Regions from separate parts of the Homo sapiens genome. Here region 1 is linked to region 2. A link is a loop called in an ENCODE intact Hi-C map of the cell type or tissue named here. Cell type or tissue: endothelial cell of umbilical vein. All regions are shown on one strand. Links, peaks and the distances in the headings refer to the core of each region. The heading gives the core; the rest is flanking DNA.

Region 1 (2,814 bases), core at 16-2,515, 140 kb before region 2:
TGAATTACTTGTTCATCACATTAGCAAATGACAACCACATAACAACCCTTGAAAATTCACAGAAAAAGAGCAATCATTTGGAAAAACAAAACTAGAAATCAAAGCAGTAATACAATGTGAACTGAACGGGATAAGCAAAGAAGTAACAAAACACAGGTAAAGGAAATCCACACTTTTAGGAATGGCAGCATGGGCATTATCTGAGGTTTTCCATGGCTGTGCTTTGGCCAGAGTGGACACAGCTTTAATGTATCAAAACTGAAGACTAAATTATATAAAATATACAAAAATACAAGTTCAAGCTGCTTATTTTAAAACTTCCTTTTTTCTTAACTACATTTCACTGTAATTCTGATTCATAAGAAGTTTAAATTAATTCTGTGAGATAGAACTCCCAAAAAACTAGTCTTCATTTCCATCTGAAAAGAGACATTTACTTCTATAGAGTGTGATCCTACTGAAATATTTCAGTATACAAAAATGGCACATTGTTGATACCCAACAGGAAAGCCATAACATACATGCTGATCACCATGATCAATACATTGCAATTTTCTCAAATAAATTATTATGCCCTAAAAAAGAGAAACTCACACATTAAAATCCAAAATAACCTGAAACAACGGTTTCAACTCTCCCCAAAGAAGCAGTTCCAGGCCAAAGACTTACAGAAATCCCATATTTCATTCAGATTAAAAAAAGATACACACACACCTTACATTTTTATTTTTTTAAGCTTTCCTGTAATGTACAGTCATCTTACTTTCACAGCACCACCACCCTGTAAGGGAGGGTAGAACATCTATCTTACATAATTCAAAAATAGAAATTGAGTTAACTGATATCCCAGAGATACCCACAAATAGCATTCCCAACCTCAAAGCACAGCAATTAAGATAAGGATAAACAACATGCTGCTTAAGGATATTGCTAAGGTAAGAGTGGTAGCGGCACAGCAATGTGCAGCTTCCAACTTTCAATGGCTACTCATGATATAAACACTAGAGGGCAGCAGAAGAGTCTCCAGACCAATCTGCACCCATTTAATTCAGAAGAATGAGTCCGGGGTTTTTGTTGCTACTGCTGTTCCTTCATGAAGTATCTGTAATATGAATAAACGAATAACCCAATTGTAAATCAAACTTTGCACTCTTCACCTATGGGTCACTGATCTTTGAGAAAGATTAAACACGTACAGATAACTATCAATTAAGTATTTTAACCAGGTCATTAAAAGACAATACACAGCACACAAATCTTTTCTAAAACAATACTTTAATACAAATGTGGGCCAGGTGCAGTGGCTCACGCCTGTAATCCCAACTTTGGGAAGCTAAGGCAGGCGCATCACCTGAAGCCAGGAAATCAAGACCAGCCTGGCCAACATGGCGAAACCCATAGTTACTACTAAAAATACAAAAATTGGCCGGGCATGGTGGCGTGCACCTGTACTCCAGCTACTTGGTAGGCTGAGACGGGGAGAATCACTTGAACCCTTGAACCCAGGAGGCGGAGGTTGCAGTGAGCCGAGATCGCACTGCTGCACTCCAGCCTGGGAGACAGAGCGAGACTCCATCTCAAAAGAAAAAAAAAAAAGTGTGAAAAAAACTGAATCTGAACTAGTTCCCACCACTGTGACTGCATCAGCTAGAGTCCACTAAAGGAGGATACAATCTAGCTTATTTGAAAACAGAAGCCTGTCGAGGATTGTTTGCAGATTGTCCAGAGCTGCCAAATTCTAAGCACATCCAGAAAAACTCACTCCTAAACTCTCTCTTTTTTAAGAAATCTAAGTCTGATAGTAAAAGTAAAAATGTAAGCCAGATGATAAAAATGAAAGTTGGTAAAAACATAAAAATGTAAGCCGGATGGTAAATGATTTAAAGATTAAAGATGTATATGAATGTGTTAAAACTATTTAAATGCTAATGATATAAAATTGTTTTTAAGACAATTTATAGACTCTACTTTTTTTTAAAGATTAATGCGGCAGGGCTGGGTGGCTCACGCCTGTAATCCCAGCAACTTGGAGGCCAAGGCGAGTGGATCACATGAGGTAAGGAGTTCAAGACCAGCCTGGGCAACACGCTGAAACTCCGTCTCCACAAAAATACCAAAATTAGCCAGGCATGATGGCAGGTGCCTGCAATCGCAGCTACTCAGGCGGCTGAAGCAGGAGAATTGCTTGAACCTGGGAGGCAGAGGTTGCAGTGAGCTGAGATCGTGCCACTGCACTCTAGCCTGGGCAACAGAGCAAGACTCCGTCTCAAAAAAAAAAAAAAAAAAAAGATTAAGTAATGCAATATTAAATTCACTGTTTTTAATAATGTAACTCAACAACAGCATTCAACTTTAATAATACTTCTAACTCCAATCTCCTTGGTTTATAATGGCTCACTATATGAATCTTGAGAGCTTAAGAACATTTTGGCTGGGCACAGTGGCTCACACCTGTAATCCCGACACTTTGGGAGGCCGAGGCGGGCGGATCACGAGGTCAGGAGTTCAAGACCAGCCTAACCAACATGGTGAAACCCCGTCTCTACTAAAAATAAAAATAAAAAAAAAAAAATAGCCAGCTGTGGTGGCACGTGCCTGTAGTCTCAGCTACTCGGGAGGCTGAGGCACGAGAATAGCTTGAACCTGGGAGGCAGAGGTTGCAGTGAACCTAGACTGCACCACTGCACTCCAGCCTGGGCAACAGAGCAAGACTCCGTCTCAAAAAAACAAACAAAGAAACAAACAAAAAAGTAACAGAGCTAGAAGAAGGAAGGGGATTAGCCTCAGACATACCTGATGAGGAAAATGGGAGCT
Region 2 (2,814 bases), core at 111-2,610:
TGCCTCAGCCTCCCGAGTAGCTGGGACTATAGGTGCCTGCCACCACGCCCGGCTAATTTTTTTTTTGTATTTTTAGTAGAGACGTGGTTTCACCACGTTAGCCAGGATGGTCTCGATCTCCTGACCTTGTGATCCGCCCGCCTCGGCCTCCCAAAGTGCTGGGATTACAGGCGTGAGGCCACTGTGCCCAGCAGAAAGATGGCTTCTTACTTTTCCTTTGTTCCTCTAGTAGTTAGACTTCCCTGGGAGTAACAGGGTAGCTGTGACACTCTACCAGCTGGGTATGCAAAATGTCTTTTTCTAACACCATAACATTTTCTATCACTATCACTCAGAAAAATAAGAGTACAGAAAAAAATCCACTTATCACAGGCCAAAGCATGATGTGCCCGTGTGTGTTGAAACTGTAGAGGACAATCAGACGAGGGGTTCTGATGCCATACTCAGCCAATATCTAAAAGTGGACATGCCCAATTTCTAAATTGATAAGATGGCTCAAATGACTGGATACTCAGATGCTCTGGTACCCAGGGGGATTACACCAGGGTGAATGGTCTCAGGTAAGCAGGCCCTTGACGGGAGCTGCATGGTAAACTTAAATAATGTGATTAGTAATGTCATCCAAGACAAAGAATAAACACAACATGGAGGACCCAGGGCCTGGAAAGGGCACAATGGATCAAACTGCCCCTTGAAGAAGAGAAAGGGATTAGCTTTAATCCTGCCTAGGTCCTTGACTGTTCAAAGTGACACAGACAGAGATGATGAACAGATCTTCCTGCTAGCCTAGTTTCAGAGTGATAAAAATTAAGAAGGCTCTTCATCAGTAGCCTAGAATCCTTTTTTAAAAAAACCTCTATCTTCTATAGAACATCCATACTATTCTTGGATATATCAAGGAAAGATCAAATAATTGAACCACCCAGGTGGGAAAGCAACCTGGACCCTCATCAGCTGCTGCCATCTTTCCCACCCTTCCCCTAGCTCTCGCTGCACATTCCTCTGCTGCTTTTGTGCTCTGAGCTCTGGTTGATTCTTACCGCTGGCTCCTGGGCAGGGGCTGGCTGTGGGGCTGCAGCTGGCTGTGGCTGGGGCTGCTGTCCTGCTGCCATAGTGGGCTTTTGCTGCAAGGCAGCCTGCTGAGTCATCAGCTGTTGTTGATGCAGGGCTGTGGCCAGCTGTTGCTGTTGCTGTTGTTGTTGCTGCTGCTGCTGCTGCTGGTAGAAATTCTGCATTAGCTGCTGTTGAGAGCCTCCTTGGGACACCACAGGGAACTGAGCAATTGCTGGTTTCTGGGTTGCTGGATGTACTGCCTGAAACTGAGCAAGAAATGAGGAGATGAATAAGGGCCTGTCCCAGAATAATAGTCACAAAAGACAAATGTCTCAAAAACAATGAAGACCAGTGCTAAAGCCAAAGGCAAGGGCAAGTAGAAAAGTCTTGAGGCTAGGCCTAAAATCTCATGATAGAGACCTCAGGGAATTAAAATACAACACAGCAGCAGTCCCTTACACTGCTAGGCTCCATCCATTGCACCAGGCTGCCTCCTGCACTACAGACTGGCCTTCCAAGTGGGTTTCTGGGCCTTGCCTAAGGGAAGCTATCTGACTAAACATCATGTGACTCCATAAGCTAGAGTATAGCAGGAGCTAATAAACGATCTCCTAATCATAGAGGTAATCCTTCTTATAAAGGGATTTGAAGTAGCCAAGATTAAAATGCTTCCCTACCTGAACAGGATGAAGCAATGATGACACTGAAAAGAATAACCTAAATGTTAACTCAACTATTAAGACTCATCTCAAGTCTTACTAAAAATTATTTCCCAAGAGCTCCATTTTTATTAAACTTCCTTAAACATTCAAAATAGCCAGTGTGCTCTATGACGCTTCCTTTTGTTTGTTTGTTTGAGATAGTGTCTTGCTGTGTTGCCCAGGCTGGGATGTAGTGGTGCAAGCAATCTCGGCTCACTGCACCCTTGACCTCCTGGGCTCAAGTGATCATTCCACCTCAGCCTCCTAAGTACCTGGTATCACAGGTGCACACTACCATGCCTGGCTAATTTTTTTTCTTATTTTTTGTAGAGACACAGTCTCACAATGTTGCCCAGGCTGTCTCGACCTCCTGGGCTCAAGCAATCCTCCCGCTTCGGCCTCTGAAGATGCTGAGATTACAAGCATGAGCCACTGTATCTGGCCCACACTTCTTATATGTCTCTCTAATCCCCACTGTTAGGGGCTATGTGCTACATACACAAACAGAGCTCAAAATAAGGGCCTGCTGATGAACTAAGGTCAACACTGTATCTTTGAACATCCCGTATACTTTACGTAGTTATTAGAGTCAATTGGGAGGATACTGTTTGTCTACTGGGGCAAAGTTAAAGGGTTAACAAATTAGAAGATGTCAAAAAAAAAAAATAGCTGCCTACTTATAACAGCAAAATACTGGAAACAACCCAAATGTCTATCAACAGGAGACTGGCTGATTAAATATTTATGATAGATATATCCTGAAGGAAATATCTAATAGAATACTCTCAAGTTGTAAATAAGAATGAGCAATACCACTATATATGGGTTGGTGGGGATGGACTTTTGCAGATTTAACTCTGAAACTATGTAAATGTTTCACATATCCACAAAACAGAATTAAACTAAAATTTAAAAAGCAATAACTAAAAATCAAAAGCAAAACAATGCATATAAACCGGTGTATCAAATTGGTAGCTGAACGCGCCAGAAAATAATGTGCTAAACATTCTAAGGGTAAAATGGGCAAGGAAATCTTAAACTGTTTTCAGTAATCATATGG

The links. A loop is a pair of places that touch in the nucleus more often than their neighbours do. Peaks named below come from ENCODE experiments on the same cell type or tissue, not always from the same donor. Only the 100,000 strongest peaks of a DNase experiment are listed, where the experiment ranks them.
Region 1: it touches region 2 in a loop (2.3-fold over the local background); 5 of 110 quality-filtered maps call a loop at or near these places.

What each region holds. Positions count from the first base shown.
Region 1 is chr2:69,374,940-69,377,753 of GRCh38, forward strand. The region is part of intron 1 of GFPT1 (glutamine--fructose-6-phosphate transaminase 1); the gene reads right to left. Among named protein-coding and RNA genes, the nearest start is that of GFPT1, 11 kb to the right of the region's middle. In endothelial cell of umbilical vein, for the core only: a CTCF peak has its summit at 979 (motif pointing right); no DNase peak of the experiment used is centred there.
Region 2 is chr2:69,513,431-69,516,244 of GRCh38, forward strand. AAK1 (AP2 associated kinase 1) reads right to left here. Exons shown (of 22, transcript NM_014911.5): 13 at 1,041-1,319. Among named protein-coding and RNA genes, the nearest start is that of SNORA36C, 5.3 kb to the right of the region's middle. In endothelial cell of umbilical vein, for the core only: no CTCF peak of the experiment used is centred there; a DNase peak (open chromatin) is centred at 1,181.